Regions from separate parts of the Homo sapiens genome. Here region 1 is linked to region 2. Evidence: read pairs that join two places in POLR2A ChIA-PET (ENCODE). Cell type or tissue: CD4-positive, alpha-beta T cell. All regions are shown on one strand. Each heading gives the region's core, and the rest is flanking DNA. Links, peaks and the distances in the headings are about the cores only. Region 1 overlaps DOCK6 (dedicator of cytokinesis 6). Region 2 overlaps SMARCA4 (SWI/SNF related BAF chromatin remodeling complex subunit ATPase 4).

Region 1 (4,000 bases), core at 1-4,000, 190 kb before region 2:
CCCACACACCTTGATCTTGACTCACCCAGCTCTCTCCAGCGACTCTTTTATTTGTCCCTGCCTCCACTGCCCCGTCTACTCCCACAGCACCCTGGCCATTCCAACCAGCCTCCCCTCCCAACCCACGCCGGCCCATCTCTCTTTCTTGCCTGTCCCCATTGGCATCCATGGCCCTGGTCCATCCATGTGGAAGCATTTCTCTCTCTATATTCACACTAACCTACCTCTTTTCCCCATCCCTGTCTGTGTGAACACGTCTTTCCTCCAACCACATACCCCTTCACCTCATCCACACTAACCTTCTCCTCGCCATCACATCCCATCATAGGCCATCGACTGCAACTCTAGCCGAGCCTCCTCCTACCTCGAGGGTTCCTCCTCGGCCCCACCAGCCACCCAGCTGAGACCCACTGTGCAGAAGGTAGTGGGGGGAGGTGCGGATGACGCTATTTTTGTCCTGGTCCCCAGCAAAGGGGTCCAGTGCTCCTCCCCCATCCAGAGTCCAGGGGGGTCTGGCGAGCCCAGGGAAAGGGCACTTCCACTCCTCTTGTCCCCCTCCTCCTGCCTGGCTCCTGCTGCACTAACCCCGAGCCCTCCAGCTGCATCTTCCCCTGGCATGTCTCCAGAGGGGGTACGGGAAGGGGTGGCACCTCGCACTCTGTGACCCCTGCCTCTGTCCCCAGCTGCTTCACGAGGAGCTGGCTCTGCAGTGGGTGGTCAGCAGCAGTGCCGTACGCGAGGCCATCCTCCAGCACGCCTGGTTCTTCTTCCAGCTCATGGTGAGACCCCCTCCTCCCTGCCTGGTGGCAAGAGACCCCCAGTGGAGCCCCTTCCTTTTTTAAAGAGAGAAGCCCCCTGGCCAGGCATAGTGGCTCACACCTGTAATCCCAACACTTTGGGAGGCCGAGGCGGGCGGATCACGAGGTCAGGAGATCGAGACCATCCTGGCTAACACGGTGAAACCCCGTCTCTACTAAAAATACAAAAAAAAATTAGCCAGGAGTGGTGGCAGGCGCCTGTAGTCCCAGATACTCGGGAGGCTGAGGCAGAAGAATGGCGTGCACCCAGGAGGAGGAGCTTGCAGTGAGCCGAGATCGTGCCACTGCACTCCAGCCTGGGCGACAGAGCGAGACTCTGTCTCAAAAAAAAAAAAAAAAAGAGAGAAGCCCCCTGAAATTGCACCTGAGATATTTGAGAAATGGCCCCAAGAGACCCCCCCCCACAACCTAGGGAGGTGAGAGGCACTTAAGGTGGTGTCTCCCTGGAGAGACTGTACCTGAAACCACCTTTAGAGAGAGCCACCCTTCCCCATGAGACTCTTTAAGGAGAGAAACCATTAAGAGACCCTCACCTAGACAGGAGACCTGCATCCTGCAGGAGATATTCCTGGATAGAGAGAGAAAGCTGTGGTCAGGCACAGTGGCTCACGCCTGTAATCCCAGCACTTTGGGAGGCCGAGGCGGGTGGATCACTTGAGGTCAGGAGTTTGAGACCAGCCTGGCCAACATGGTGAAACCCCATCTCTACTAAAAATACAAAAGTTAGCCGGGCGTAGTAGTGCGTGCCTGTAATCTCAGCTACATGGGAGACTGAGGCAGGAGAATCGCTTGAACCCAGTAGGCAGAGGTTGCAGTGAGTCAAGATTATGCCACTGCACACCAGCCTGGGTGACGGCAAGACTCCATCTCAAAAAAAAAAAAAAAAAAAGAGGGAAAGCTTTCTGATCAAGGTAAGACACATCCCTAAAACTCTTCAATAGGTTATTTGAAGCCTCCTTCCCAGGGCCTGCTGGCTGCATCCCCTCTGGGCCTCCAATAAAGCTCCCTTCAAATCCAGTGCCTCAAGCCCCACCCTTTGTCCCACCTCTGACTTGCCCTGGGGAGACCCGCATAAGCCCCTCCCACATCCTCTCAGCCTTCCCACTCTCTACACTTTGCCTGGGATGCTCACAGGATCTGCCCACGGCTTTCTTAAGCCCCATCCATAGGTCACAAGCCCCACCCACATCCCTCAGGCCCCAGCTTCTACCTGCAGCTACAGGGCTCAAACCTACCTTCAGCCCACCTCCATTGCTAATAAAGCCCCGCCCCTCCTGTCAAGCCTCCTCCACCCACAGCCCTTCAAGCCCCACCCACAGTCCTTCAAGCCCCACCCACAGCCCTTCAAGCCCCACCCACAGCCCTTCAAGTCCTACCCACAGCCCTTCAAATCCCACCCACAGCCCTCTCACCCCACCCCCAGGTGAAGAGTATGGCGCTGCACCTGCTGCTTGGCCAGCGACTAGACACACCCCGCAAGCTGCGCTTCCCCGGACGCTTCCTGGACGACATCACTGCCTTGGTGGGCTCTGTGGGCCTGGAGGTCATCACCCGTGTCCACAAGGTGAGAGATGCAGGGTCTCAATGTGGGAAGAAACCTGAGGGAGGACATAGAGCCAGCCAGGTGGGGGCGCCAATCCTGCCCAGTGTCTCCTGGCCGTAAGACCAGGAATCCACTTTGCTGGGTGGATCCGTTCATTCATTGTCTGTTTCTTAAGTGCCTGTAACGTGCACAGCCCTGTGCTGGGTGTAGCAATATAACAATAAACAAAACAGACCCAAATCCTTACCCTTGTGTAGCTTTTAAGGGGAGACTTGAAGAAAGTAAGGGATCATTCCATGCAATGTCTGGGGAAAGAGCATTCCAGGCAGGGGGAATAGCAGGTGCAAAGGCCCTGAGGCAAGACCATGCTTGGGCTAACAGTAGAGCAGTAAGGATGGCTAGATTGTAGTGAATGAGGAAGGAAATGAGGGTTGGTGGGAGCGGGGAAGTGACAAGGCAGATCCATTAACCCTTAGCACAGTCAGAGTATACAGCAAGTGCTCAATAAATGGATGTTGATGTTCTGAGACCCTGACAGTGGACTTGTTCAGGCCCTGGATTACCAATTCCAATGCCCTCAGGGGCTAGGCAGGCAATACTAATCATAATAGTAATAATATGGAGCATTTATTGAGCACTTACTGTATATCTAAGCATTTTATGTGGATCGTATCATTTTTTTGTTGTTGTTTTTTTTCTGAGACAGAGTTTCACTCTTGTTGTCCAGGCTGGAGTGCGATGGCGCAATCTTGGCTCACCACAACCTCCGCCTCCCAGGTTCAAGCGATTCTCCTGCCTCAGCCTCCCAAGTAGCTGGGATTACAGGCATGCACTACCACGCCCAGCTAATTTTGTATTTTCAGTAGAGACAGTGTTTCTCCATGTTGGCCTGGCTGGTCTGGAACTCCTAACCTCAGGTGATCTGCCCGCCTTGCCCTCCCAAAGTGCTGGGATTACAGGCGTGAGCCACCGCGCCCGGCCTTGGATCGTATCATTAAATTCTCACAACAACCCATGAAGTTAGTATTATTGTTATCTCCATTTTACTGATGGGGAAACTGAGGCATCGAATGAGTGGTAGCTTAACCTTGTACCACACGACTGAGAAGGGGCAGAATGAGGCTTTTGAATCTGAGCCACCAGCTCCAGACCCCTCACTGTCAATACCAGTTTCAGCTGGGAAAGTGGGGCTTATGGTGGAGCAGAGGGCAGATGTCCCACCTAACAGGGGTGACCATCACTCAATCCAGCCAACAGAAACCCTGCAGGAATGTGGCTCAGCTATGTCCAGATTGGCTGTTTTTGTTTTTGTTTGGAGATAGGGTCTTGCTGTGTTGCCCAGGCTGGAGCGCAGTGGTGCGATCATAGTTCACGGCAGCCTTGACCTCCTGGGCTCAAGGGATCCTCTCTCCTCAGCCTCCCAAGTAGCTGTGACCAGAGGCACAAGCCAACATACTTGGCAATTTTTTTTTTTTTTTTTTTTTTTTTTAGTAGAGTCAGGGTCTCACTATGTTGCCCAGACTGGTCTCCAACTCCTGAGCTCAAGGGCTTCTCCCACTTTGGCTTCCCAAAGTGCCGGGATTACAAGCGTGAACCATGCCTGGCCAGATTGACTGGGGTTTTTTTGTGTGTGGTTTTG
Region 2 (4,841 bases), core at 842-4,841:
CCCAATGGTAAAAAATGCAGCCGGGGAGCCAGGTGTCCAGGGAATCTGAGGCTGTGCCAGTGAGCTGGGCACTGTGCCTGGCGCTGAGGACAGAGCTGTGACTTGAACCAGCCAGGGCCCTTTCCCCTACCCTTGGAAGGAAGATGGTGATCAGACAGCAACACCCCACAAGTGGGGTAACAAACGTGTCAGGTGCCAGGAAGGAGGGAAGAGAGAGACACCAGAATGATGGAGCAGACATGTCTTAGAGAAGATGGGAAGCTGAGAGCCTGAGGGGCCCAGGAGGATGGAAGGCAACCGGGTCAAAGAAGCAGCATGGAGGGCACAGCAGGCAGGAGGCACCAGGAGAAGGCCCCCTGCAGACCCAGGGCGGAGCGGCGGGTGCCCCCCAGACTCATGTCTACCTGGAACCTCGGAATGGGACCTTCTTTGCAAATGAGGTCTTTACTTTTGGGATTAAGTTTTAAAAATTGTTCTTAAAAGACACAGAAGGGGACACAGAGGAGAAGTCCCCATGAAGACAGAGGCAGAGATGGGGTGACGCTGCCCCAAGCCAGGAGGCTTCTGGAACCATCAGAAGCTGGAAAAGCCAAGGAAGGGTCCTCTCCTAGGGCCTCGAAAGGAACACAGCCCTGCCCACACCGTGGGTTCAGACTTCTGGCCCAGAATGCAGAGAAAATAGTTCTGTTGCTTTAGGCTGCCACAGTCATGGCCATGTCCGATGGCGGCCATAGGAGCATTTTGAAGGCTTTGAGTTCACTTGGCAACAGATGGCTGCCAGAAAAGTGGTGCCAATTCCACAGCCAACAGTAGTGGGGAGACAGTGTTTTGTATAATATTTTTCACAACTGTGAATTTGAATATACTGTGTAATAAGATGGGCTCAATGGGAAAAAATAGTCTCTTCAACAAATGCTGCTGGGACAACTGGATTTCCAGTTGGATGGATGAAGATGGACCCCTACCTCACATCATGTATAAAATTTAACTCAAAATGGATCTTACATGGATCTACATGGAAGAGATCAAATTATAACCCTCCTAGGAGAAAAGACAGGGGCAAGTCTTCGTGACCTTGGATAGGCGATGGTTTCTCAGATACAACACCAAGGCACAGGTGAAAAAGAAAAATCGACTGTAAGTACAATGAAACACTTCTGTGCTTCAACGGATATCACGGAAGCGAAAAGAGAATGTGCAGAATGGAACAAAATATTTACAAATGATATCTGATAAGGCACTTGTAAATAACTTACAATTCAATATTAAGATAAATATATTTTAAATTTGGGTAAAGGATGATGTGACTAGACATCTCTTTCTAGAGGATACACAAAGGGCCAAGAAGCATATGAACAGATACTCCACACCATTAGCCATCAGGGAAATGCAAATCCAACCACACTCAGATGGCACTTCATACGTGCTGGGATGGCTAGAATCAGCGGGCGAGGGAACAGCAAGGGTTGCTGAGGATGTAGAGAAAGAGGAATTCTCATACACAGCTGGTGGAACTGTGAACTGGCGTAGCCACCAAGGAAACCAGGCTGGGGTCCCTCAAAAGGTTAAATAGAGAACTAACATTGTTCCGGCAACTCTACGCCTAGGCACATATTAAAGAGAAATCAGATATTAAAGAGAAATCACATATTAAAGAGAAACGCGTGCACGCAAAAACGTGTACGTGAATGTTCACGGTAGTATTGTTTGTAATAGCCCGAAAGTGGATACAACCCAAGTGTCCATCAAGAATGGACAGAAAAACCGAATGTGACAAATCTGTACGAGGCAGGATTATTTCACCATCAAAGAATGCAACACACCTGCTGCATCATGGGTCAGCATGTTACATTGCGTGAAAAAAGCCTGACACCAAAGCATCCCACGCTGTAGGACTCCACTGACAGGAAACGCCCAGAACAGGTAAAACTATATGGACAGAAAGTACATCAGTGGTTGCCTGGGGCTGGGGAGAATCCATGAATTACCAGGAATGGCAAATCGGGGCAGGGCTTCTTTTGGGGGCGATGAGAATGTTCTAAAATGGACTGTGGTGAGAGATGCACAACTCTTGGATACACTGAAGATGATTGTATCATATACCCCAAAAGGGTGAACTGTATGGTATGTAAATTACACCTAGAAAAAAATGTACATAGAGCAGCCACGTATGAACTGATCTTAAATTTAAAAGGTACTCACTGCCTCAAATATGCAGGGCTGAGCTGGGCACCGTGGCTCATGCTCGTAATCCCAGCTACTCTGCAGGCCGAGGCGGGTGGATTGTTTGAGCCCAGGAGTTTGAGACCAGCCTGAGTGACACAGTGAGACCCCCACTTTACAAAAAATTTAAAATTAGCCAGGCGTGTTGGTGTGTACCTGTAGTCTGAACTACTCAGGAGGCTGAGGTGTGAGGATCACTTGAGCCCCCAGGAACTGGAGGCCAGCCTGGGTAACACAGCAAGACTTTGTCTTTATTAAAAAAGAAAAAAATGCAGGGCCGGTGACACTCATACAGCAGCCAAACAGCTCTGCTGTCACACAGGTCTGTGGCAGGGCTCACACTGTCTTTTCAGGGTTTCTCTTCTGGGTCCTGGAGCGCTGTGCTTGGGAGGCTGGCTGGGGAACAGGATGGCCTGTCTGTCACCTGGGCTCCTGGTGTGTTTCAACAGCGCCCTCTGGTGCACAGCTTGGCAGGCAAGCTCATGAGTCTGGGCTGCTGAGGTCCCAGGAGGGAACCGGGGCTGTTTGGCCACATGGGCTAGGCCACATGGCTCTTTCCTGGGTGTGGCACTTTGCATGGCATAGCCAAAAGCTGCCACCTGCCTTCTCGGAATTATTGCTTCAGGACATTTTTATGACACAACTTCAGGGATGGATTCTGAATCATCGTCTCTATAACTCAGAGCCCCTGAGCTGGGAAGGGGTCTGATCTGTCACCGTAACCCCAGTGAGGACATCAGTGCCAGGCATCTGTCACAGTGTGCCTTGGGCTGGGAAAGTTGGGTCGGGTGAAGCCCCAGGAGCACCGCACGACTGACTCAAAGACATCTGCAGCTGCTGTTGCAGGGCCAGCTGCCATCTGCTGAGAACGGGCCCTCACGTCAGCTCCACAAGCAACTGCCAGCCCCGTGCAGCACCTGCCAGGTTCAGAGGCCCTTGGGGGCTTGCCCTCTCCTCCCTCCCCATGACTGAGTCTCCCCAGCTCATGGGGGGGGACTTGCCCAAAGTGAGGCTGCCTGCAGCCAGCAGTGCAACGCTTTGCAGGGCGCCTCAATAGTCCATGATTCACCCTTGTGCCTCCCTCCTGGCAGGTACTGGGAAAGCCAGCAGTCCACTGAGATCAGCAACATGATTTTTAACCTCGGGAAGAGGTAAACCCTTTTACTTGAAAGACCAACCATAACCAGCAGCAGGTTTTGAGCTGCTCAGGAACCGTGGGTCCTTCTTGCATTCCAAGGCAGAGCCAAAAGGACCTGACCATCCCTGGCCCACATCGGAAGGCTCTCGGCTGCCTGCGGAGCCTGGCCAGGAGTGGCCCAAGGAAAGCATTTTGGACCCAGGCCTGAGTCCTGGCGGTGGGCCCTTTGTCTCCCCAGCCCTGCCTGGCGCTGGCCTGCGGCAGCTGCTGGGCCTCTCCAGCATGTACCTTGAGCCACTGCTTCTCCGTCAGTGAGTCGCTGTAGTCCACCTCCTTGCGGTGGCGGGAGCCACGGCCGAACATCTTCTCCTCCTCCTCCTCACAGGTCAGCCGCTCCACCTCCGCGTCGTCCTTGATGATCCACGAGGGGAGCTCGTCCTCCTCCATGAGGCGCGGCTTCCGCTTGGGGTTGCGGGCCTCCTCGCGCCTGCGGTCCAGGTCCATGCGCTGGTGGGCAGGGAGGCAACGGGAGAGGCATCAGCATGCAGGCACCAGGGGCACGCTAGAGCCAGAACACCGAGAGTTCAGAAGGGCCTTTCTCTGCCCGTGGGGCTCCACGCTGCTGCGAGAGTTAAACAGTAGCTCTCGATTTTTCAGTGGCTGACCTGGCCTGGCTCCGTCAGACCCTGACTAGAGGCTCTGCCTCAGGAGGCAGAGGAAACTCGAAAAGATGGAAGGTTGCACAAGAGGGCTGCAGACCCCAGCAGGGGGGCAGCAGCTGCGTGGCCCAGCGTTGGTGGAGGCATGAGGCCTGCGGGCCAAGGGGCCCCTGCTTGGGTGGCTTATTTCCTGTTTCCCACCCAGGGGCAAGGGGGCTCTGCGACTGAAGGCCTGGTCAGTCCCTTGGCCTTGGATAGGGCGAACTCCCTCTGAAAGGGAGTGCATGAAGCCCTGGAGAGCCCGTTAGAAAACAGAGCTGGTGGGGCAGGTCTCGGGTCACATGCAGAAGGCTGGGTGTGCATCTCGCCCTCCGATGCCATCCTCAGGAGACTGGGGGTGGAAGACGGGTCAGTCTGGAGGTGGGAGTGGGCTGCACTGTGAGCTGTCCCTGGCTCCCTGACCTGCTAGGGATACCACCATGGGCACTAGGACGTCTGCTTTGCTCCTGGTGGCAGCAGAGTGGGATGCCTGAACTGCCCCATCCAGCCTGCAGCGCTTACCATGAACAGATCAAACTCCTCCTCGTGCCGGGCGATCATCTGGTTGACGGTCTCGTCGTCGGGCACCTCGTCTTCCTCCTATAAGATTGCAAACTGTCAGTGCCGCTGAGGAGGGGCCGGGGTGGGCGGCGGCCGAGCTCAGAGGCGAGCGGCGGCGTCCGTGGGAATGAGCTGGTGGTCCCGGCACGGCTGCGGTGGATGGGGACCCACACGGCAGCGAAAGGCACACACACGCACACGCACACGCACGCTCCGTGGGA

Evidence for each region. ChIA-PET counts read pairs that join two places held together with the same protein. Peaks named below come from ENCODE experiments on the same cell type or tissue, not always from the same donor. Only the 100,000 strongest peaks of a DNase experiment are listed, where the experiment ranks them.
Region 1: POLR2A ChIA-PET joins it to region 2 with 6 read pairs; 3 of 35 experiments call an interaction of 5 or more read pairs at or near these places.

The regions. Positions count from the first base shown.
Region 1 is chr19:11,225,719-11,229,718 of GRCh38, reverse strand. DOCK6 (dedicator of cytokinesis 6) reads left to right here. Exons shown (of 48, transcript NM_020812.4): 23 at 684-779; 24 at 2,242-2,382. Among named protein-coding and RNA genes, the nearest start is that of ANGPTL8, 12 kb to the left of the region's middle. In CD4-positive, alpha-beta T cell, for the core only: no CTCF peak of the experiment used is centred there; a DNase peak (open chromatin) is centred at 2,132.
Region 2 is chr19:11,033,941-11,038,781 of GRCh38, reverse strand. SMARCA4 (SWI/SNF related BAF chromatin remodeling complex subunit ATPase 4) reads right to left here. Exons shown (of 35, transcript NM_003072.5): 28 at 4,582-4,659; 29 at 3,650-3,868. Among named protein-coding and RNA genes, the nearest start is that of LDLR, 53 kb to the left of the region's middle. RefSeq lists an enhancer at 2,398-2,557. In CD4-positive, alpha-beta T cell, for the core only: CTCF peaks have their summits at 2,480 and 2,682 (motif pointing left); a DNase peak (open chromatin) is centred at 2,671.